Linked DNA regions of Mus musculus: all the other regions are linked to region 1. Evidence: chromatin loops called from intact Hi-C (ENCODE). Cell type or tissue: left cerebral cortex. All regions are shown on one strand. Links, peaks and the distances in the headings refer to the core of each region. The heading gives the core; the rest is flanking DNA.

Evidence for each region. A loop is a pair of places that touch in the nucleus more often than their neighbours do. Peaks named below come from ENCODE experiments on the same cell type or tissue, not always from the same donor. Only the 100,000 strongest peaks of a DNase experiment are listed, where the experiment ranks them.
Region 2: it touches region 1 in a loop (6-fold over the local background); 6 of 42 quality-filtered maps call a loop at or near these places.
Region 3: a loop joins it to region 1, with 12 times the contacts of the local background. A loop is called at or near these places in 19 of 42 quality-filtered maps.

Annotation. Positions count from the first base shown.
Region 1 is chr13:104,281,379-104,289,622 of GRCm38, reverse strand. Adamts6 (a disintegrin-like and metallopeptidase (reprolysin type) with thrombospondin type 1 motif, 6) reads right to left here and starts at 1,788. Exons shown (of 25, transcript NM_001081020.2): 1 at 1,623-1,788. In left cerebral cortex, for the core only: a CTCF peak has its summit at 4,535 (motif pointing left); DNase peaks (open chromatin) are centred at 3,182, 3,647, 4,093, 4,430 and 1 more place; H3K4me3 peaks cover 2,091 bases; H3K27ac peaks cover 1,850 bases.
Region 2 is chr13:104,513,049-104,521,292 of GRCm38, reverse strand. No RefSeq gene overlaps it. Among named protein-coding and RNA genes, the nearest start is that of Adamts6, 230 kb to the right of the region's middle. In left cerebral cortex, for the core only: a CTCF peak has its summit at 3,453 (motif pointing right); DNase peaks (open chromatin) are centred at 1,875, 2,203 and 2,796; H3K4me3 peaks cover 1,256 bases; H3K27ac peaks cover 968 bases.
Region 3 is chr13:104,676,997-104,685,240 of GRCm38, reverse strand. All of the region lies in intron 11 of Cwc27 (CWC27 spliceosome-associated protein), which reads left to right. Among named protein-coding and RNA genes, the nearest start is that of Cwc27, 140 kb to the left of the region's middle. In left cerebral cortex, for the core only: a CTCF peak has its summit at 3,832 (motif pointing right); a DNase peak (open chromatin) is centred at 3,845.

The DNA.
Region 1 (8,244 bases), core at 2,212-7,211:
GTATTGAAACATTTTTTTTTTTCGTTAAAAAATGACTTTTCTCTTCCTTGGTATTAGTGTAAAATACTGATAACCAACTTTGGTTTTGGATTTGTTTTTGTAAAACTATGACAAATTATCTACATCTTTTTTCTCCCCCTTCCCACAAAATCCAAATATGCTATTACCTTTCCTCAATATGATAACTCAATTCATCTGTTGCTAAGCTCACAAACAGCAAGATTTGGCACACAGACCCACCCTAAACCACTAGTAGCTACTTTTGGTTGCTAAGGAAATGAAGAGGAAGTAGTAAAAACAGACAAGAATAGAGAGAAATTTTGCAGGTTTTTAGACTAAACATAAAAATTATTTACAATATTTCAGTCTTAAATGATTGGAAGATTTACTCTGAGGAATAACAAAAAATATTAATATAACTACACAGAAAAATTTGCTGCCAGTTGTGATAAATGAATGATTTGCTTTAATGTAGCACACTCCAAAAACATCACTACTATTCACATGTAAGCATCAGGTTAATATAAACAAGGCTGCACTGCTGCTTTGGGGAAAATAATCATCTTCAAAATTAATTTTCTAAGACGCCTTTAAGTTTTACATTGCCTTTCTTTCCCTGTCATGAATTTTAAGGGCTCCAAATTCACCACTAAATAGTTCAGTCTAATCAAAATAATCTTAAGAAAAGAAATGAAAAAGAAAGAAAAAATAGTACAAAAATTCTGAACACAAGAGAGTAAATTGAAAATTATATTCAGTGTATTTTTTTAAAGTTCCAAGCAATGGTTTGGTTTCCCTTTTCTCCCCTCTTCTCTGCACACCCTCCCACACACAACCCCCCTTCCCATTCCACCTCATCCAGACAGAGGGTAACAGTCTGAGCTGCCCTGGTTGAGTTGATCCTAAAGTTAACATTCAGCAGCCCATTTCCAGACAGCAGCGCTAAATCTATTTGGATAAAACGCGTGTGACCCAGACAGTTGGCATTTGGCCCAAACGCGTTGCACCAGCAGCTCAAATAAAAACAAGAGTAAGAAACTTACTCTCTTGTTCCCTCTCAGTGTGCTTTCTTACTCTGGCTTGCTCTCTTTGCCCCTAATACAAGTGGACAGCTTATCAAAAACATGAATTATAGCATATATTATCAGAAAGATTTTCCAATACTCCCTTCAGCACTCTTGTTCTCTCTCCCCAGTCACTGAACTTCAGTCTTATATACCATATATACAGACATACTCTGATAAACAAGGCTCCAGAGAGTTATGAGTCTAGCATGGCCCAAGTGGGCAAAAGTAAATCAAAACCACACGCTTTCATCTCTTTGATTAGCCTATTAAGAGCTTAACATATCCTAGAGCATCGGTGCTCAGCCAGCACACTACTGCTACCCTGAGAGCACAGGCATGAAATATGCACTTGTCTGAATACTAAAGACACTGACATGAAACGGATTCTCAGAAGGCAATTTCATAAGTCTGGAAATCGATTAAAAACACACATCATCATTACCTTCTCCACGCTATCTGGTGATTAGTTAAAAGTCCACGATGATCATAATCAAGTCCACTTCGCACAACATGCAAATTCATACAATAAGCGCGTATTTTCACATTATAAAATACCTGTAAGCCCCGGAATTTTACATCCACGAGTAGACTAGAGTTTAAAAGATTTCTATCTGTAATGTGAGTTTAGTGAAACTCACTTCTTGCCATAAAGCACGCACGCGCGCGCAGACACAACACAGAGAGTGAGAGAGAGAGAGAGAGAGAGAGAGAGAGAGAGAGAGAGAAGAGGGGGAGGGAGAGAGAGAGAGGGAGAGAAGGGGAGAGAGGGAGAGGGAGAGGGAGAGAGAGACAGAGAGAGAATATCTAAGCGTTTTTCGGAAGATAAGCAAAGCACAAGTTGTTGGGTTTTTTTTTTTAAGGTTTCATTGAATATTGTGAAGTCTTCCTTACCGTTTTCATCTTCAAATTCTGATAAAAAGTAAATTTCAAACAATAGAGATTGCACTGGACGACTCACGTATTCTTTTCTGTCTTTTCTTTTTGCCTGCCCGCCCCCCCTTGCAAAGCCACACCAGCCAGTTATTCTGCAGCCAGAATAAAACCCTATAGTCTCGCTAACTGGAGTTTTAAAGAACAGACTTTCCGATTTGGCAGTTAAAAAAAAAAAAAAAGAAAAGAAAAGAAAAAAAGAAAAGAAAAGAAAAAAATCCGTTCAATACATCCAAGGCTATCAACCTGAGAAGTGCTTTGCAACCCCCAACTCCCTCCCTCCCCCCACCCACCCCCCCTCAAAAAAAAAAAAAAAGGAAAAAAGAAAGAGGAGGGGAAAGGCTTATTAGGGGTGGAAGTGGTGCCCTCTCTTCCTGGACAGCTTAGTGCCTTTGCTATGCAAATAACATGTGCAGAGCATCAAAAGGTATCAGGAGAGAGAAGACAAGAGGAGCAGGAAGGGCAGGAAAAGTTTTGTTGAAGTAGCCCTCGAGCTCACTGCCGGCCCCAAGCCAACTTCAATTGCAGCAGAAGAAAATTTTGGCAGCTTTCCTCAGAGGCAGAACAAACTGACGTCAGTCTGCAGATGTGCCTCGGCTGCGTCGGGTGCGCATGTGTCCTGGGTCGTCACGTGGAGGGGGAGGGGAAGTAGAGGTACAATCGGGGTATCCAACCACCAGCCATTCAGAAGGGCTTAGACAATGTCAACTTTTCCACCCTGTGAATGAGAGAAACTCCGGCCCTCTAACCTCTCTCCCCTAACCCACCCCGCCTATTTCCTCCTCCTCTAACCTCTTGCGGAGTCTTGTCTGGTTTGTTATTTACAGTTTCTTGGAAAAAGGAAAGGCACGGGGTAGGGGGTGGGGGATGGGGTGGGTAGACTAATGTCACTGTTAGAATTTTTGGTGTCATTCTCTGACTTTTGTTTGTTTGTTTTATTTTAATTTCTGCAGTAAATATTTAAAAGTTATTCATAAATTTTGTCATGTAAGGAGTCAGATCAGTAGAGCAAAATTTCAAGACTTAAAGACATGAACAAAACGCCTGTGTGTTGAATATATACTTCAACAAGTGAAAATACCACCAAAAGAATAAAAAGGAAACGAAATTGAGACCTGCACATTTTCCATGTGATTATCGACTTCAGGTTATGTGGACCTATAAAAGGAAAAGGGGGTGGGGAGTATTGCATTATTTCCAGATGAGAGACTAGATGGTGTTTTAAACTGCACCAGGGAAAGCCACAAGTGAGGGGGCGGGGGGGGGGGGTGTTTTAGTTGTTTTTGTTTGTTTGTTTGTTTGTTTGTTTTTGCTTGTTTGTAGTAGATTGAAAGAAACTTCAATGATTGCTCAAAAGAAAATAAAGCCTAAGTCAGCCCCCTAAAAAGGTTGGGGGTGGGGGCCGCAGCGACAACACGGGAGCCCTGCTGAGATCTCAAGATAAACAAACAAAACATTTAGAACCGGTTCTTCTTGCTTTCCAATCCCACCTCCCCCTCCACATCAGCTGCCAGTTCAGCCTTTAAAGATAAAATACCACCCCGACATAGCACTTTCACTTTCATTTACCAGGAAAAAGCCCCTGGCATTAAACCATAGAGAAAAAATATGCCCACTGCACTTTCCAAGTCCTAAGCAAGCAAACAATGTCTGGCGAAAGTATCGGAAACAGGAAGAAAATCGAAAATAGCTCAGGACAAATATTGCCTTTCAGCTGTGTAATCTGCCGCATCATTTATCTGTCTGTATTGTGGAGTGCGGGGTTGGGAATTGTTTAAGGGTTGCCAAGGTTGGGGGAGGGGAAATTGAGCCTTGAAATTCCAGTCTTTAATTAACACCCAGTCAATTTCCTATGGTCAGAACCAGAAAATGAAATTGGACCTGAGGGATGTAAATAAGGAGGAGGCACGTTCTAAATACCAGTTCTTAAATTTCTAACTTCTGTTAACGTTGTTGTCCATTTGATATTTTTTCCCTTCCGTTCTGGAAAACCTTGAATGGCTTAAAAAGGCATAGGTGGGAACCTGGAAGGATACAATTACTTCAATGATTCTTAAAGGGTTGGAAGGCCATAACATTGGTCCAGGGGCTAGTAGCTCTCATCTTGACCTTGATCTTCACTATCTGGCTCAGTGCATAGCAAAAGTGGAAATGTGTTCTGTGGTTGGTACTGACAGTTTTAAATAAAGATTCATTGAGGTGTGTGTGTGTGTAATAGAGATTGCTAGACCTCATAACACACTAGTAAACACCAAAAAAATAAATGTGGCACAGAGCTACCTAGCTGTCTTTGCATAAAATCATCCATTAAGTAGATGAGACTCAACTTTCTTTAATGTTACAAACACTGGCTGAAGAAGGATATAGCCAGCACAGAAAAGCTAAGTAAAGGGGTCGCCACCAAGCACCTAGATGACCTAGGAGAAAAGCTTTTTTCTCTGTTAATTGGCCCTAGGAAGTAGCTGCATCCTAAAGCACGGTTTTTTCAGGGAGAAGTAGACTTTGGCTAATTACTTATTCAAAGAGTGCCATCCTGTGTCTAAACAGAGTAATGAAACTTTTCTAATTTTCCTTGCCTCTACCAAATGCTGAAAGTAACAGTAGTTATACAAAAAAAAGTCAAGTCCTCGGTGCTATGTTCTATCCAAAAGCATTTTATGATGTAAATGTTTCCCTTTTTATTATTTATATTTTTAAGTAATAAATGATACATATTTATAGTATGTAAACCGACAGCCATATATACATGGTGGAATGGCTAAAAAGAGCCACTTAAGGTTAAGGTTTGGTTCTGTGATAGAATGTTTGCCTAATATATAAAGCTCTGGATTTGTTCCTCAGGACAGCAAAAATAACAAAATTTAAAAGGCAAATCAAGATATTTATGTATTAATGTACATACTTAAGTTTCTTTATTGCTAAAACACTACAAACTATTCACTTAGGAATTTTCAAGTATATAATACATTATTATTATTATAACCAGGTCTCTTGAACTTATTAATTCTAACTGAAACTTTGCATATTTTGGCCACAGTTTCTTCAACCCTCATGCCCCGAAATCTCTTTAATGTGTAGGTCCTACCTCATTTCTCGTTCCTGTTCTAATGTCTTGTCATCTTTTAAAAAAGATTTACTTTTAATCACGTGTCTGCACATGGATATATATACTTGAGTGCAAGTCCTCAAAGAGGCCAACCTGTTGGGACGCCCTGGAACTGCAGATGCAGGTGGCTGTGAGCTTCTCAGATGAGTGCTGGGGTCCAAACTCAGCTTCTCTGCAAGAGAAGGATGTGCACTTAGCTACGAGCCAGCTCCCCAGCCCCTTGCTACTGCAGTATTAATATTCCGCACTTCTGTTAGCATGTAAATATTTTACAACAACTACTTCCTACTGTTTTAATCGCAATGAATGAGGGCTGGAGATGTGACTCATTAGTAGGACACTAAACCAACATGTATGAAGCAGTGGATTGAATCCTGAACACTAAAAGAAAGGGGAAAATCAATTTTGAATGAATTTCAGTTACAGTAGAAATTCTTCAAAAAAATATTATAATAACCAGTATTTCTTTCAAAAGTTTTCCTTCCAGCCTTTTCTTTCTTTCTTCATTTCATTAAAAGATCCTCTAGCTACACTCTCAAAAAATAAAACTTTTCAAGTGGTCTTTAAAAATATAATAAACTTAAGTGAACAAAACACATTCAGGAAACCAATGGGAGAATAATAGAAATTACATAAGGGGGCTGGCAAATGGCTCAGAGGTGGAGCACTTATCTAGCATGTAAGTTTGATCCTATCACTAAAAGAGGGGGGGGGGATATAAGTATAAGTATAAGTATATGTATATATGTATTTTTTAAAAAGGAGTAAAGAGACAAAAGTCTGAGAGATACTTTAAATTTCTTAATATATATAAGTTAAAATTAAAATTTTAGGCTAAAGGATAAGGTATTTCATAAAATTAAACTGTAGGTATATTCAGCAAATGTGATTAAAAACTCTGATACAAGCGGGCGTGATGGCGCACTCCTTTAATCCCAGCACTCGGGAGACAGAGGCAGGCAGATTTCTGAGTTCGGCTACACAGAGAAACCCTGTCTCGAAAAAAAATAAAAAAATAAAAAATAAAAACTCTGATGCTATGCTTGTAAAATTGAAGAGGGGGATTATCAAGATAACATATTATTAATTCTTCCTCTGAGACATTAAAGCAAAATTCAATATTTTAAAATTCAATTTGAAATCCAGCTTGTTGATTCATACCTACAAACCTAGTAGTCAGGAGAATAGAGCAGAAATATTGCCATAAATTGGAAGAATGCCTGGACAACATAGAGCAACACTGTCTCAAAAAATAAAATAAAAGCTGGAGAACATGATATAGTTGGTGACATGGATAAATCCCCAACATACATGAAGCAGGTGTGGTGGTACATGTCTATAATAGCAGCACTTGGAAAGCAGAGGCAGGAAGATCAGGAGTGCAAAGTCAGCCTGGGTAATACAGTGAGTCTGTGGCAAGCCTAGGCTAGAGACCCTGCCTAAAAATAAATTAATTAAAATTAAAAACCAACTCTATACTTTCTGTTTTTAAAATGTGTGTGTGAGTAGACATAGGCATGCTATATTACACATGTAGAGGCTAGAGGACAACCTCTGGTACTGTAACTTTCCTTCCACCTTCCTTGAGGCAGTATCTTTTCTCTACTGTATTCACCAGGCTAGCAAGCAAGCTTCCAGGGATTCTCCTATCTCTTCCTCCCATCTTGCCTTAAATATGCTGGTTAGAGATATGGACGACTACATACATCCATCTTAAGATGGTTTCTTGCAATCTGAACATGGGTCTTAATTCTTGACAAACCTTTCAATCCCTGAGTCACCTACCCAACCCCAATTCCATATAGTTTCTGAACAGCACAACTTTATTAAACAGTGCTCGCTTCGGCAGCACATATACTAAAACTTTATTAAACAATCTTTAACTTTATTAAATGAAATTTAAGAAAACATTAAAAATAAGAAACATAAGGCAAAATCCAGGACAAGAATAGACAATGTTATCAATAAAGCATACTATAAATCAAAAAATTTTAAAGAATTTTCTTACAAGTCTCTCATAGACAAAAAAAAAAAAAAGATTTAAAAAAAATGGTATGAACTGACAGGTTACAAGAAAAAAATGAGCTAACAAACAATAGGTTATAATAAAGTGCTTAATCTCAACAGAAAACACAGAAATAGTAATTCTTTTCTTTTTTTTTTTTAAAGATTTATTTATTTATTATATGTAAGTACATTGTAGCTGTCTTCAGACACTCCAGAAGAGGGAGTCAGATCTCGTTACGGATGGTTGTGAGCCACCATGTGGTTGCTGGGATTTGAACTCTGGACCTTCAGAAGAGCAGTCGGGTGCTCTTACCCACTAAGCCATCTCACCAGCCCCTCTTTTCTTTTCATAAAGAAGAAATGTGTTAAAGCTTTGTGATACCAAGGATATGGAGAACTAGGAACCTCCTACAGTTTGGTAAGATGTGGGACAAGAGACTACAGACTGACTCTAAAGACTCCAACATATACAACTGCTGTTCCATCTCTGAGCCTGGCTCAGGCTTGATGTACTTTTTGCTACTGCTATTGTTTGTTATGGTGAGAATTATTCTTTGTTTCTGTTTTATTGAGTTTTGTTTTAGAGAATTGTTTGGTTTTTTACTGACAGACTATTGTGTAGCCCAGGAAAATCATGAATTTGCTATGTACTCAGACTGGTCTTAAACTCCTGAACCTCCTCTCCCTACCTCCCAAATTAGGCGATTACAGGTGTGGTCCAGCACCTGACCATCCTCATATAATTTAATAGAACTTAATGGTTCAAGAAACAAGCTGGAGAGGCGGCGCCATCTTCGGCTCCAGACAACCGGCCACCTTCCTGGTGAGTGCACAGGGATCTGCCAGCCCTAGAGGTTTGTGCCTCAGGCCCCGGCGGCGGGAGCCTCCTTGGCTCCAGGACTCCGCGGAGGGCAGGCTGCACGGGTGAAGGTGTGGAATACAGAGGCCAGCCATTTCTGGGACAGGGGAGAGCCAGAGAGCTTCTGAGGCGGCCCCACCTTCCGTTCCAGACAACCGGCCACCTTCCTGGCCAAAGCAACACAGCTTCTGGGAAAGATCCTGTTTTGGGCCTTCATCTTCAGCCAGGAGGTGGTCCAAACACCAGATAACTGTGCACCTTCCCTGAAAGAGGAG
Region 2 (8,244 bases), core at 1,113-6,112, 230 kb before region 1:
TGAGATGATTTAGAATTACTAATGAGACAATCTTCTGGGTGTGTCTACAAGGGATGATCTAGATTAGTTTAATTGAAATGCAAAGACACACCCCAATGGTGGACTTTACCATTCCTTGGGCTTGGGCCCTGGATTGCATAAAAAGGAGAAACCTAGCTATGTACCAGCATTCTTTGCTCCCTTCTTCCTGCCTGTAGGCACAATGTCACCAGCTGGTCTCTTGCACCTGCCACCATGCCTTCTCTACAATGATGGAAGGTATCCCTTCAAACTGTAAGCCAGAACACGTGTTTTCTCCCTTAAATTGCTTTTTTTTTCCAGGTATTTTTGTCACAACAACAAGAAAACCAGTTAGAGCACATAGATGGAAGTGTAAAGAAGAGATGTAGCACCCAACATTTGTCATCGCTTACCACAGTGACAATGAGCAAAGTGCCCTCAGGAGCAGAGGTGAAGTCCATGAATTGACATGACAATAGATAAATACTCAGGGTCTCTATACTGCTGCATATCCAACCTGCCAGCAACAGACTTGGATACGTTCTCATCCCTCAAGCTGACCTGTGAGTCACTTGCTTGACTACTCTGAGTGCCTTCCACTGTGGAAGGGCTGATGATTCACTCTGAGATAAATACATGGTCTGAGTGGTAGGAGTTCACGATTCCCTGAAGAATGATACCCTGGTCTCAAATAGTGTGTAAACACAAAGAGTGTTTTATTCTGCAGAAGTTCAGCATGTTAGGGTCTCACATTACCAAGATAGAGAGATAAGCAAGTGAACTCGCAGGCCAGACTTAAAGCACATTAGGGGAAGCACATTATCTTGCTTCATCTCTAGGGACATTCCAGAACCATTACCTGGGTGTGGGGGCTAGAAACTGTTGCTGGAGAGGTCTGGAAACTACTGTTGACCCAATTGTCCGTGCCTCAGACCAGGTGGCAGGGCAGCTTCTGAGGCCTGGACTTGCCTGGACTTGCCCAGTTCTTGGAAACAAGGATGTAGGCCTCGTCTCCTGAACTGCCAATCTGAAGCCTGTCATGGAGTCAGCCTAGCCTTCTCAGGTTTAACTTTGTATTTCATTTCTGCAGAGCTCTACCTGACCAAACTATCACCTATGGAAATATTCACTCTGATAGCATGGAAATCCGTAACATTGCAGTAAACCAGGGACCTACTACATGGCAAAAAGTTTGCAGCCACGGACTTTGGCATAAACTCTACTGGTCATAACACCCACAAGTCAGAAGCTTTCACTTATGAGAGACAGGATTGTCTCAACACCACATCCCATGATTTGGGTATTACTTTGACTAAAGTTATTTATATGCATCTGTGGTCCACTGAAGAACTACAGGGTCTTGAAATTAAAAAGGTAGAAACCAGGGTAGCTCAGAGACTCTTATTAAAATAATCGAATATTCCAGGTGTTCCTTGAATCGAGGGACACCCCCCCCCCCCCATGTTCAATGATCCAAACTACATAATTATCATCCTGGACCCAGTTCTCATCTCAAACTCCATTACAATTTTTGTGTATGATATCAAGCCTTACAAGCTCCACCTGTACTTACTTTAAGGTACAACTTACAAGTATCTACCTAAAATTCTCTTTGGTGTTTCTACTGTCCTGTTTGTATTTTGAGTCTGTTGTCTTTGTATTTATCACTGTGACTTGGGCTTACTCCTAAATTCCTCCCAACCTTTGCCGAGATAAAGTCTTTCGTATGCTAATAAGGTGCTGGTGATTGGCAGTTCTGGGACACTTTCTGGTGGAACTGACCGCCAGAAGGAGGCGAGATAAGTTGGGACTTTCACCTCCACCACGTGACCGCAAATGGAGGAGACAGAACTTGAGGGTTAAATTAGTCACCAAGCAGCCCCCTTTATAGTGGACCAAGCCTACCTGGTTGTTGCCAGGAACTGTGGGGGTGCAGTTTAGACGGGATACCAACTGTGAACTCATCCCTTTTCCAATCTCCGGCTATCTACACTTGAGAAGCAGTTAACTTGCTATTTTGTGGTGGGAGTTATTTTCGCTTGATTGCAGTGAACCCAGGAGGGTCTGAAGTCCTTTCTGCTGGTTGAATTCCCATGGGCTCGGAGCCTCCCACCCCCATCCCAGCCTGTGAGGCTCCACTCACGTTGCTTTCCTGGCACCAGAAAAATTCTGCAAGAATAATGAATTTATTGTTAAATCCGCTCTTCCGGCAAAAGCTGCCATTGCTGCCCCGGAAACATCTTTACATCACAAAAGTATTGGTCTCCTTTTAAAGTGAATGAATAAATGAACCAAAATACCAATGCTTTCATTTCCTGGACTCCAAAGCCATGCTTACAGTAATAAAAGACAAACCAGTGTAACTAAGTATAGATGAAAGAGGGTGGAGTTACCTAGTGAAACTCACATGTAAAAGCTCCCTTGGCTGAAAGACAGACCTGTCGGGATACGAAATTGGCATTTCAGAGCCATGTAATTTATGTAAATGAGACTCTGAAAGGTATTTTATCTTGGTCATGTGCATAATCTGAAAAGAAAAAACCATCAAGATCCTCCCTGAAGATCATCGCTTCCCGCTGCAGCTTTCTGGGTGATTTATCAAGATACTGGACATGAGGCCACTCCTTTAAGTGGTGGACAGTTTAAATTCCATAATTCTGACCACTTCTGAGCACCGAGTCTGGGCCTGGAGTCCTCCCTAAGCCCTGGGCCACTGCTTGCGTGAACAATGGGCCCACAGCTGCCTCCGCGCAGCCGCAGTGGGCTGCAGCCAGCCTGACTGGGAATGATTAGCCTTCTCCAGGCAGCTCTTCCCCCCACCGAGTCGCTGGCAAGGATCCGGCTTGGAGACAGCTCGTGTGTGCTCCTGGCGCGGCGTCTGCTGTTGTCATAGATGTCTGGGGGAGCCTGGCGGGCCCCTTGCAGCGGAGCTTCAGGACAAACGGGGGGTTTCATGGGGGTGGAAGGGATAGGGTGGGGTGGAGGCGTCTGTCCTGAGTGTGATTCCATGCAGGGGTGAAGAAGCTGGTCGGAGAAATAAACTAGAAAAAGGTCCCAGCCACGCAGGAGCCCAGGAATGCCAGGGTCGGGTTTCTTTGGCCCGGAAGTCATGGACCTCAATAACCTACCGAGGACCCTAGCTAGGGCGCTTCATTGTAGTTGACCTGAGACCTCTTGGCTGTCTAAAAGCCAGCTGTAAAACAAAACTTCACATCAAAGGACAGATGTGGCTGGGAGCAAGTTACCCATACAGTGCTAAAGCTCAGAGGGCTCTGTTTTCCTGGGCGTTAGATTCCCAACACCCCACAGGCACGGGAATGAAGACATACAAAGCCTTGGGGGGGCGGGAGCGGTTACTCGCAAACTAGTGATCTCCCTTTCTTCCTTTAAAGATTTTATTTTTATTTATTTTATGTATGAGTGCCCTGTTACTGTCTTCAGACACACCAGAAGAGGGCACCAGATCCTATTACAGATGGTTGCGGGCCACCGTGTGGTTGCTGGGAATTGAACTCAGGGTGAGCAACCAGTGCTTTTAGCCCCTGACCCATCTCTCCAGCCCTTTTCTTTCCTTTTATTGATTGGGGTGGACTCTAGGGGCTCCTGTTTGCTGAAATCGTGTTTTACCTCTAAGGTATACCCAACCATGGGCAGGTTATGGTTTTAAGTTTTAAGATCTTTCTTAACAAATCCTTATTTCGAGCTTCGGAGTTACTCAAATCATTTGCCCACCTGGAAGTCAAGAGATTCTGTTTCCAGACTCTGTTTCTCACTAGGAAAGGGTGCTAGCTAGCATTGCAGTCTGCAGATAACATCTAAAAGGGGAAAAAAATTACATAAATAAAACTGAAGAGAAGAAATCATTTGGGAGTAACCCTATCCCCTCAAAACTTGATAAGATCTAAGACACCTCAATCCCCTACGACAAGTGGGAACCTGCGCACTGACCTACACGGTCCAAAATGGCCTACTCAATAGGGGTTTGTCTCCCCCCCCCCCCTTCAAACACAAAGCCCCTAACTGTTAACAGGTCATTTTTAAGTGGCACTGTAGCTCTTTCTTTTAACTGGTACAAAACAATCCCTTGCATCATGAAGGATGACTCACTCCAGGACCCAGACGTCCCTATGGTATCTGATTTCTTCCCCAGACACTTAGATATGACCCTGGGTCAGAAGAGCTTTTCACCCTGGTCATATTTTTCTTCCTTGTTTAATTCAACATTGTTTTGTACTTATAAGGAATTGTTACCCTAATAATCTTCCTGCCAAATTGGCCTTAATATAATCCACCTATCACTGACCGACTACAAGAGAAAAATTAAACAAACGTTTTGCTGTTGTCCCTTCTCCCCTGGGGTGGAGCTTCTGAAGCCAGAAAGCCACTTGGATCGTGTATACAACGTTGGTAATTGCATTCCTAGATTCTACAAAATGCCACAGTACTCTCCAGACTCCAAAATAGCTGTTGCAAACAATGACAATTACTGCCCAGACATTTTCAAACACAGCAGGTTACTGGCTGAGGCTGTGATGGAAACCCTAAAAAATATATAAATATTTTGAAATGCTCTGTAAATCAAATTGATGCCCCAGACATAGAGGGGGTTGTGTTGAAGCAGCTGAAGTCACTTGGAAGGTGAAAGGCTCTGTTGAAGGGGGTTTGAAAGTTTGGAGCTTGTTAATATTAAATCATAACTAAATGACTGCTAAGTTGCTTTCTCTTTCTCTCTCTTCAGGAATATAGAATACAATTCTGTCTGGTCACTCTCTCTCTCTGTAAGGGACCTTACTCTATTAAAACAAATCAAAACAAAACAAAAATCACACGGCCAGTCTTCAATTCCTCCACTGCTTCCGTCTGCTCAGTGGCTCCAGCAGCAGGCGAGCGTTGTTGGGTGGTGGTAACTATGACCTCTGACCTCTGGTTATTTTGGGAGACAGGAAGCACTGCCTGCCACCAGCCAAGAGACTTTGATGCTGGCCACCAAGAGTCAAGAGCAAAGATGGATGCCAAAGCAGCCACAACCCCAAGAAATGGCAGTGGTTACAGGACAGCCTGTAGAGGCTCAGCTTATAAATCTTGTGTGGGCTGATTTTCCCATGTCTCACTTTTTCAGGGGGTTGCTGTATTGTTAAGAGTTCTATAATTGATGCAGTGCAACTTTAAGACCACGTGCCATAGGGACCTATCCTGTCCTGGGCTTCAAAGAAACTTCTCAGACTCTGCATGGTCGGGCTGCCCCCTGCCCTGGGGCAAGAGAGAATTACAGTGAAAGCAGTTTATAGACTATCCTCTACTTACTGCTTTTTGTCTTCCTGTGGAACTGTCTCCTGAAGAAGATGAACTGTTTGATGATGCTCTGCCTCATGCAGGTCCCGGGGCAGACTCTTGGTATTACTTGCAACAGGAATCCAACATGTCAACAAAAAGGAAACTTTGCAATTCATATTAAGTTGATCATCCTTAACCTGAAAATTGAAAATAAAAGATGCTCTGAAATTGAACCTGGAGATGTGGTTCAATTGGTTAATTGCTTGCTTATCACTCATGAAGTCCTGGATATGATTCCCCAGTCCAAGAATTGTGCCCACTCCTCTAACAATAGTAATTCAAGTTCCCCCTCCACAACTTGGTGATTCCAAGATGAACTTGATCTACTGGAGCCTCTGTCTAAAAAATCAACCATACAAACAAACAAACAAAAGGCTAAATCTAATCCAATCCAATCCAAATCAAACACTCCCAAATCTAAAACATGTTGGTATGACATCTAAAAAGTTTGGGGTTCTAGACCATTATAGATTTTAAAGTCTAGACAGATATTCCAAACTCTGAAAAATTCAATATCTGAAACCCAGTGAGTCCAAAGAATTTTACATAAGAGATAATTTAGCTGTCCTACAAAAGAGGACATGCTGAAGCTCATGGCAGCCTGGGCCTCTAGGGCCATGGACCCATTGTCTAGCTCTGTTATCAGTAGGGGGAGAAACCATACAGAATGAGTGTTGTAGAGATGAGAACTGTAACCTGGGTTGCTAATGATCGACAGGAAGTTACTACTTGTGGTCCTTAGCAACCCAAAGTCAAAGCATCAACAACCATGTCTTATGAGCACTAACCAGTATCCTAGTTACAATCTTTTTCCTTTTCTGTGTTTCTACAGAGCCCCTTCTGTAGGGCACTCTAGTGTTCATGAGGGCTCAATCCTCAAGACCTAATCATCTCCCATAACTCCCATACTTTCAAACCATCACATGAGGGGTCTAATATCAACACCAATTTAGGGGTGGATGCCAGACTGTAGTGGCATTACTGGGCCACTTATTATCTGGTCAAAGATGTCAATTTTTAATGATGTATCCTTGCCACAGTGTTTTAATGTGCTAATACTCTAGTTCATCTGTGTCCTTACTCTCTTCCTCTTAACAGTGTCCAAATACAAGACAATAGGAAGAGTTGAGAAACGTTGTGCTACTTGAAAGGAAATATATAGATGTCCACACCAGTATTTTTCATCGTGTGTTTGCATATTTGTTATTAAGGTACTTGGGAGTGTATTATGTCTATCTCTAATCCTCATATGTTATAAGGAGAGTACATTAAAAGTGACTTTTGGTACCATTTAAGCACTATTATATTATATATACATATAATCTGAAAAGCATACTATGTAGATGAAAAATGTACTACATAATAGATCAGTTGTTTCTGGAAGAATTGTGAGAGATAACAAGTTTTTTTCTCTCTCTCTCTCTCAGGATTCTTTATTCTCTTATGGGGCTACAGAGTGGTATCTCACAAATGACTTAAGTCTAAGATTGAATTTTTAATTCAAGAACCACTTACTAGGTAAAAGTGGTGATACCCATGCCTGTAGCCACTTGAAAGGTTGGGGCAGGAAGATTTGAGGTTTATGAGTAGTATAGAAAACCTAGCTGGATTCTCAACAGAAAATAAGCCAAAACCCATCTGATGATTTACTGGAGTGGTCATTACATACCAGGTGTCGATCACTGAGTTCTGTAAGTGTGGTTGAAGAACTTCTGCCTCACTGGTTAGGCAGTGTCTCCACACATCATGAAAAAAAATGTCTAGGCTTCTTCATTTGACCTCAAGGGTTCTTGATGAGTAAATAGAATTGGAATTTCATACAAGAATAAGCTCAGTGGAGTGAAGAAGAGGGTGACATAAAGGTCAGGAGGGTCTCATGGGACATCAGTGGAAGAGTCATCTCTCACAAGGCTGGAACCAGATGTTGCACTACTGTCTGGAGCTAAAGTAGCTAGCTGCTCTGCCTGGTAGCCAGATGGTCCCTCTGCTCTGGCCACCTCTGCATGGCTGGATTTTCTCTGTGAAGCCAACATTCTCTGTACCTCCATGCGTTATAGCAGAAGATGTCCACCCACAGAGCTCAAATGTAGGTGTCCTGTAAGGTCACTGAGAACCATAGACTGGCAGAAGCCATGAAGGTTCTTAACATATGAACTTCATATGTCTTAAGAGGATCCATTGGCCATCTATACCACGGTTTCACCTGCTTAGCTGTTGCCAAGTGTGCTGGCTGGCTAATTTTATGTGAACTTGACACAAGCTAAAGTAATTTGGGAAAAGGAAACTTTATCAAGAAAATGACCCACCAGATTGGCCCATAGCGCATATTTTTTGATCAGTGATCAGTGTGGAAGGACCCAGACCATTGTGAGTAGTGCTGCCCTGGGTGCTATAACAAAACAGGTCGAGCAAGCTACAGGGAGCAAGTTAGTAAGCAGCACTCCTTTATGAACTCTGCATCAGCTCCTACCTTGAGTTCCAGCCCTGATTTCCCTTTGTGATGGGTGGTCACCTGGAAGTATAAAGTGATATAACCCTGTCCTTCTTAAGCTGGTTTTGTTCATAGAAACCTAATTAAGATACCAAAGAAGCAAGACTTCATGACACACATTTTCTGCAAGGCTCATTCAGGGCAGTGGTTCTCAACTTGTGAGTCACAGCCCCTTTGGGGTTCTTATGATGCTTTCGCAGGGGTTGTCTAAAACCATTAGAAAACACTGATGTTGACATTACAGTTCATAACAGTAGGAAGTTGCAACAAAAATAATGTTATGGTTGGGGGGGTCATCACAGCATGAGGAACTGTATTAAAGGGTCGCAGCATCAGGAAGGTTGAGAACCGCTGGTTTAGGGGGTAGAATGCCATTCTAGAGGAGAAGAACTGTGCAGATGCCCCAAAAGTAAGATGCC
Region 3 (8,244 bases), core at 1,113-6,112, 400 kb before region 1:
CTGTCTCATCTCCTCATCCTCTCCTTCCTCATCCTATTCATCCAGTCTTTGTTTTCAAAGAATGAGTTCCCTGTCTTACTCAAATGCATCTTTCAGTGAGTTGTCCTCACAGAGTGGTTCCGCTGTCTCTTGCATCTACTGTGGCTAAATGTCTTTTTCCTACAAGGTCATTTTGCTGCCTCACTCTGTCTGGCTTCCACTCACTCACCTGAGTGAACTTCCCAAAAGCTTCCTCAAAATTTCTGTGTTATTTCTTCTGCCTCCCTTGGTAGATTATGCCTTACTCCTTGTCCAGTGTACGAACTTTCATGGCAGGAGCTAACACTGTTTCCCTTCCTCCAGTGCACACTGCCACCTCCCCCACCCACCCTAACTAGTTTGCTTTGTGACAGGATAGAAAAGCAGCAGGCTTTGAAGTCTGAAAGCTGGGGTTTCAAACCCTTGCCCTCCACATCTGTAATCTTGCCCTATAACCTGAGGCAAGAGACCTAACCTCTCTGAACCCCTGCTTCCTCAGGCGTGCAATAGGGATAAGAATAGCCCTTCTGCTGCAGGAGGTAAAGTGGGAAAGCCCACTGTGTCTCAGTCACCTCATGTCCTAAAAGTGCTGCTGCTGGGGAAGTTGTTGTAAGTTTTAGAAAACTTACTGCTTCCTTCAGTTTCTCCGGTCGCAGAGGAAAAATAATGCGTGTCTTGGCACGCCTTACTTGCAAGTATTTTAAGGATTAATGTAAACTCTGGCAAGTATTTGAAGAATGTTATCTCATTCATTCATTATTAAAAAAAAAAAAAAGCAGTAGAGCTTTCCTTTAAGTACTGCTAAAATCATACATATTCTACAGTTTTTAGTTTACTGGGAGATCATAGATGCAGGCAATTTTAATAGCTATATTTTTAGTTTACCTGGTTGGCTTCAGAAATCTTTTTATTTTGAACTTAAGGGTTTTGTTCGTTTGGTTTTGTTTTTCGGGTATTTGGCAGCGGGGGTCGGAGCAGGGGTTGGTTGGGGTTTGTCTCTTCCATTCTTGCTACAATGCTACATATATAATTTGTAGTTTCCCCATCCAGCATAGGAGGGTGACACAGAATCACTGTCAAATGGCTATCAGACTATGAGGGCTGTGGGTCACACACCTGGAGAAGTACACTGTGCTCTGTAGGACATGTGGGAACATCAGTCAGCCTTGGTGAAGGAAGCTGTGAATTGAACAGGAGCAACAAACCATAGCTGATATGTACAAAGCTGGATCCTTACTAAAAAGCTATTGATATCTCCCAGTAATTCCCAGTAGCCCTTAATAATCATTTGTATGATACAGTTCTTTCTTGGAATCATGAAGAATGGAGAAATATGGGAAAGGGTTACTTGTCAGATAGGGCAAATTTATTATTTACTAATGAATAAAACCCAATTTAATATTCTTTATTTAGACTCCATCCTTACTGATTTAAGTTCTCCCTTCAGTACTGGGGAATTAAACTCAGGACCTGTGTGTACAGGGCAATTATCATTCCCAACCCTTGAATTCAAAGGCAAGCTCTCCCTACATACCCAAGACTGGCCTTGAGCTAGTTCATCTCCTGACTAAGCCTCCACCACCTCACCCCACTTTCCCTATTTTTTAATATATTATAAACTCAATTAATTTAAATGTATTTTAGTATATTTTGTAGTAGCCTCAATTAAGTCCTGTAATGGCTATACATTATTAACACAATAGCTGTTACTTGAATTATAAACCAAACAAAGTAATATGATCCTGAGAAAAAATGGTGAAATTTTATTTTTAGATAAAAGGATTTTTTAAACTTTTTTAAATCTAACACAGTATGGGAAAATAAGTGAAAGGAAGGAAGGAAGGTAGGAAAGAGATACTTAGAGAACATTTTTTAAATGTATTGTTAGCCTGTGTGTGTGGGCACACGTGTGCATGCAGGCACAGAGGCCAGAGGTAAGCTACTGATCCCCTCAAGCTGAAGTACAGGTGGTTTCGTGCAACTTTGGTCCTGGGAACTGAGGTTGAGTCTTCTGAAAGAGCAACAAATACTTTTTTAACTAATGAACCATTTTTCCAACCTGATTCTAGATCATTTTTTAAATGCCAAGGATACACTCCGTTTTCTAAATGATCATGATTGCTTGAGCTGTTGAAAACATCAGCAGTGAATGTTGGATGTGGCAGCTCATGCCTTTAATCCAGCACTTAGGTGTTGACTGTAATTTAAGCATGATTGCCTTATCTGTTCCTACTCTAACTCCAGAATAATTGATACAAAGACCTGTTAAGTTTATTACCAAGCTTTAAGCACTATGACTGGGCAGATCTTCATCGATTCTAAAATGTCTGCTTCCCAGCTGCTTTGCCTTCAGTGTGAGTGTTGCTCTGGCTTGCTCTGGTCCATGTGTGTCCTCATAGAAACTCCCTTGGTGACTCCCCACTTGACTCCTCCTGGAGCCTCATGGCCACTCTTGGTCTCTTCATGTGGTTGCTCTCCCTGGGTTCCGTGGCTGGAATCAGAAGTCCAGCCTTCCTATCTTCTCTATTCAGCATAGGCTGAGCAGCTTTTTCTAACCAATCAGAGAAAATTGGGGAGCATTTTTTACACAACACCAATGCAGGAGATGGTTCAATAACCAGATAATGCTAGCATCCAGACTGGACACAGAAATCAGCAACTGAATATACAGTGCCCAAGGCCAGCCACTAACACACAGGAGGCAGAAGCAGGCACAGCTCTCTGAGTTTTGGAACAACCAGGGCAACACAGACAAAGCCTGTTTCAAAAAACCAAACTAAAAATGAAAGTATCTACAGTGGGTGTTCCCTGCAGAGAGAAAGCATCCATGGGAGTGAATGTAGAGTGGAGGCATCAGCCTGTTACAAAACTTATCTCAGGTGGGAAGACAGCTCACTGGTCAAAACACTTGCCGTGAAAGCAAGAAGACTTGAGTTCAACTCCCCAGACCCCACACAAAAGCCAAATACATGCCTGTAACCCCAGCATTGAGGAGCAGAGACAGGCTGATCCCTAGAGCCAGATCATTGAGCAATAGGTTCAGTCAGACCCTGTCTCAAAAATAAGGTAGGACAGAAAGATGGTCTATGGGTAAAGGTGTTTGCTACCAGAGCAAAACCTTGACTTTCATGTGAAAAAACAGAACCAACCCTGTAAGTTGTCCTTTGACCTCTACCTATGCAACATGGCACATGTACTCACACACACATAGACAAATAAGTGAATGTAACAAAAACAAATTAAATAACGTGATTTCTGGAACTTGCAGTTTAGTGCACTTGACGTCTTTGAACCTCATTTTCTCCATCTGTAAAATTAGCAGAGTCCTCACAGTTGTTAGCACTGATATTTCATGTTGTGGTTCTGCAAGCAGTCCTCTGACACATAATTTAAAAATCAAGATGAAGCTTTGACTATAATGCAGATGTACAGAAGGCCTAGCTCTGGGCTCCCACAGGTTACTGTTGTGCAAATGTCTAATGGAAAATACAGCTGGAGGTCGGTGGATATTTTTATACTTTATAGTCCATCTGGAATCCAATCTGAGAATCAGGATACATTTTAACTGAATTGTTCTCAGAAACTTGCTACCTACACATTTCTCAGATTAGCTGAAAGAAAAACAGGAAAAAAATTCTGTTAAGAATTATTGTAAACCCCTTACTAATATGAAACAGTGAGGCTAAGTAGAGGGAAAAAAATAAATAAAACGGGATTAAACTTGGTTAATCTCAGATCTTAGATACTTCAGTATGCAATTATATTTCCAGTAACCCCTAAACACTTTGACTGATTTCATGAAGCTGGAGGCTTATTGACCACCAGATGGAGCCAGTATTATTTTATTATAGCATAAAAGTACCCTGGATGGTGCTTCAAAGATGAAGAAGAAAAATCCCAGGCTCTGGAAATTGCCAAAATGAAGTTTCACTCATAGTAAAATAGACTTTTTAGGTTTCTCTGTCTAGTTTTTTTTTTTGAGTGTTTGTGTATATATAGAAGACACTACTTCTTATGAAATTATATTATTATTATAATCCTAACATGTATCCTTTAGACAAAGTAAGGATTATATTGTGGTTGTGTGATAAATAGTATGTGTCATAATTATGAAAAATGATAATAAATTATGGATTTTATTGTAGACATTTAGATATCACAGGCACTTTCCATTATAATTATCACCATGACAGAATTTGAAAGGAAGAAAGAAAGGGAGGGGATGTGACCGGATGGGAGAAATGTGTCTTTATCCCCAGCAGCTTCCTAAGGGAGAAGGTGAAGATGGTGAATGGTTGCAACTCCTTCTGAGTTTCTATCCACAAGACTTGGTACCCATAGGCAGTCATCAGTGATAACTGCTTCAAGATGACTCCATCAATTTAACAAGGGTCATAAATCCCATATATCCTTATAACTCAATGTAATTAATCAACTACCTATTGAAAAACTCTGTATATTCTGGGGCCCTAGGACCTTGAACAATCTTTAAAGACCCATTCTATCCAGTAAAAGTAAAGATGACTGTAGACACTGTTGTAATTTGATACCTTTAAATGATCATTTGTCCCTGTTGCTATTACTGTTTATTGTCCACATAATACAATACAAGGCCTATGCCAGGACAGGAACAGGCTGTGAATTTACAGCCGAGAGGTACTCCAGACAACAGCAGTTATCATACAGTGCCCTTTGGAGTTATGGTCTGTGTTAAAAGTTTGAGTATAGGGGAGCCGTGACTAAGGGGAATGTAGGAAAGGCCATAAAAAAATGTTTGGGGGTAGAAACTATTTGAGTAAACCTACTGTGTGGCACACTGCTCTTCTTTCATGGTCCATGCAGCCATATATTTGAAACTAGAGGAAAGTACAAGGGCTCTTTTTATAGTCAATTTTATTTACTAGATATGGTTGTATTAGCTAATGCCTTTGCATGTTCAATTATACCTTTCCTTTTCTTTCTGTTTCTCTCTTTCTCTAACAGCCAAGCTAATTAAAAGCTCATTATTTTGAAGCCAGAGTACATGGGTATAATGTACCACACTCCCATGCCCAGTTTAATATCTCATAGATATGAGACACCTGATTTAATCCTTTGTTACTGTAATGTGCCAACCATCAAAGTGGGATGCTTTCCTCATACAGCTGTTGGGTATAAGGACTAAAAATGTAATTCACTTGCTAGTATTTGGCACATAGTGAATATTTACTTTAAACGTTTACTATTGTAGCACTTATTTTCAAGTGTGGCACTTTTCCTAGATTCAAGCTCTGATAAATCAAAATTTTGATGAAAAATATTTTGCCATTTCCAGTCTATATGATAAACACAGCTACACATTAGTAGCAATCTTTCCCTTTGATTTTTAAAAAATATGTATACTATTATTACCACATCACCTTCATTTACATAAAAGATTTCATTTTATTATGGAAATTTCACAAAATAGTCTTTGAGGTGATGGATCCAGAGCCACTTAAAACCATTCTATAACTAGGCTTCTGGCATATAGAGGCCATTGCTTGCTGGCTGGCTGGCTGCCTGCTTGCCTGCTTGCTTGCTTTGTTTAACAAGTTATCCCGAGCTTTTGTCCCCGCCGGCAAGAACACACTCAGGACAACCGGAATCTTCTGCGGCAAAGCTTTTATTGCTTGCTTATCAGGAGGGAAGACCCCGAACCAGGAAAATGGCGCTGCTTATATAGCCCACAGCGTGATGTTTCAGCACCTGATGTGGTGTGACAGCTCCTGATTCATTGCTCGCCCATCACCCCATTACTATGCTGCGAGATGGGCAGTGACTAGGCGTGAGTTCACTCTTGCACTTGCGCATAAGGCTTATTTACTAGTTAGGCGCAGTGGAAGCCAGCGCCATCTTATAATGGCGATTGCTCATGGCATTCACACGATTGCTCGCGGCATGGCTCTCCACATCTCCCCCTTTTTATTTTATTAAAATTTGAGGCTGGTCTAAGCGTCTGCAGTCATGTCCATCTGCTGTGGCTCCTGTCTTAGGTCATTCCTCCAATTTCACAGCCTTTCCTGTCATAGGGTAACCCTATCGCCACCGGGTCCTGTGTCTTAGGTTGGTCTGTGCATGAGGAAAGTTGCCCGTCTCTGGATACCGCAGTACTGTGTGACAGTAACTGCTAAATGACCTAGGGCGAACTCTATAAAAGAGGCCAGCCAAAAAACGAATTAGTAAACCTCAGCGAGGTGTAAGTGCTGATCAATGAGCGTTGAGTCTCTTACATCCCAGTGCAATGTATCCACAAATCCGTGGGACGCAATAGCAGAGAACTCAGATGTCATTTAGGTCTTAAGCATGGACAGCCAAATTTCAGGGGAGGCCTCTTGTTCAATGGCTGCAAGTGCTTGAGCGATAATGACCTTGTCACGGTTTTGTTGGGTTCTGAGCTTACAAACCAACCAGAGCATAAACACAAGTCCACAGCAGACAACAGCAGCAAATAAAACCACCCCCACCCATTCCTTAAAATAAGAAAAAGCAGATGAAATCCAGGAGGAGAGACCCTCTGTCAATGACAGGTCCACTCTTGTCGAGTTGATCCTGAGAACAGCCGCTCTCAGGACCTCAAGGGTCTCATCGAATCTTTCAGACCATTTTCCTGCAAGATACAAATAAATCTGCCTAGACAGATTAACAAACATGTAAATAGTGATTTTTCCCAAAGGAGGAAATATGGGTGACACCCATTTGCCAGCTCAAAGAACGGGAGCTAATAGTGGAGCAGGACTGATAGCCTAGCCCTTGTAAAGAGTGTGATGACTGAGTTACGGGCCAGTTTTTTGGCCACCAGTGAGAAGAAATAATACTTTTGTCTGCTCCTGTATCTAAAATTCCCTTAAATTGTTTCCCTTCTATAACTAACTCCAAGGATGGCCTGGAATCTAAAGGCATTATTAAGTAAGCAGAATCATTTCCAGTAGAACCAATCCCTCTGGCAGCTCGAGGAATACCAGAGGAAGGAAAACAGCCATGTAGGCTTGGCAAAATTATTAGTTGAGCTATTCTGTCCCCTTGTGATATAGAAAAGACACCTTGAGGACAAGAACAGAGAACCTGAAGTTCCCCTTTATAATCCTGATCTACAACTCCAGGGTGGACAATAAGACCTTGTAGGCTGCAAGAGCCTGCCTCGTATATCTCTAATTGAACGACAGTCCTTAGCCCAATGATATCCTTTTCCACATTTAGTACACAATCCTGGTGCTGTCCTTTTTATAGGGGCTCTGCAGTCCTTTTTTAAATGTCCTGGTTTGCCACAATTAAAGCAAAGTTTGAGCTCAGTTGAATCCGAGCGCCTCCTCCCCTGCAGAATGGCTGCTGCCAATCCAGCATTAGTAAGCGGCAGTCCAAGTTCATGGCAAACCTTTAACCAGTCCTGTAACCCCTTACTCTTTCTAGGTGTAATTGCTGATCTGCATTCCTGCGTAGCTTGTTCATAAACCAATTGTCCAATTAAAGGCATAGCTGCTTCTGGGTCTCCAAATATCCTCCCTGCTGCCTCCGTCATTCTGGCCACAAAGTCTGAGAAGGACTCCTGTGCACCTTGAGTAATCTTGGTCAAATGCCCACTTGCCTCTCCCTTCTTAGAGAGTGCCTTCCATGCCTTAACAGCGGCAGCTGAGATCTGAGCGTATGCTCCCCAATGATAATCTGGTTAGCAGCATGCTGTCCCTGACCTGTAAGTAATTCAAACGTCCACGTTCTTTGGTCCCCTTCCATGGTGGCATTGGCCCTTGCCTGCGTCTGGCAGGAGTCCTGCCACAAGGCTTTCAACTCAAGATACATTCCCATACTGGGGGCTGCAGCTCTTACTACAGTCTGCCAATCACCATGAGTCATAGCGTGAGTCGCAAGCCTTTCAATTTGTGCTACAGTGAAATTAGCACTGACTCCATAATTGCGAACTGCTTCTGTGAGCTCCTTAATCTGTATATACTCTACCGGAGCGTGAACACGCCCTCCCTCAGCTCCTTCAAAAACTGGGAACTCTTGCTGCACTTTTCTCTGTTCCTCTTTTGGAATGAATGAATCTGAATGGTATCTCTGCACATAAGATTCTAAATGGAACCTCTGCACATAGGGCGGAGATGCACTAGGACCCTGAAGCCGACAGTCTGGAGGCCGAGCAGCAAGCTGGCTTTTGCCAGCCGCTTTTTGCCTTTTTCTGGACTGAGTAGCTTGCTTTTTGTCTTGCTG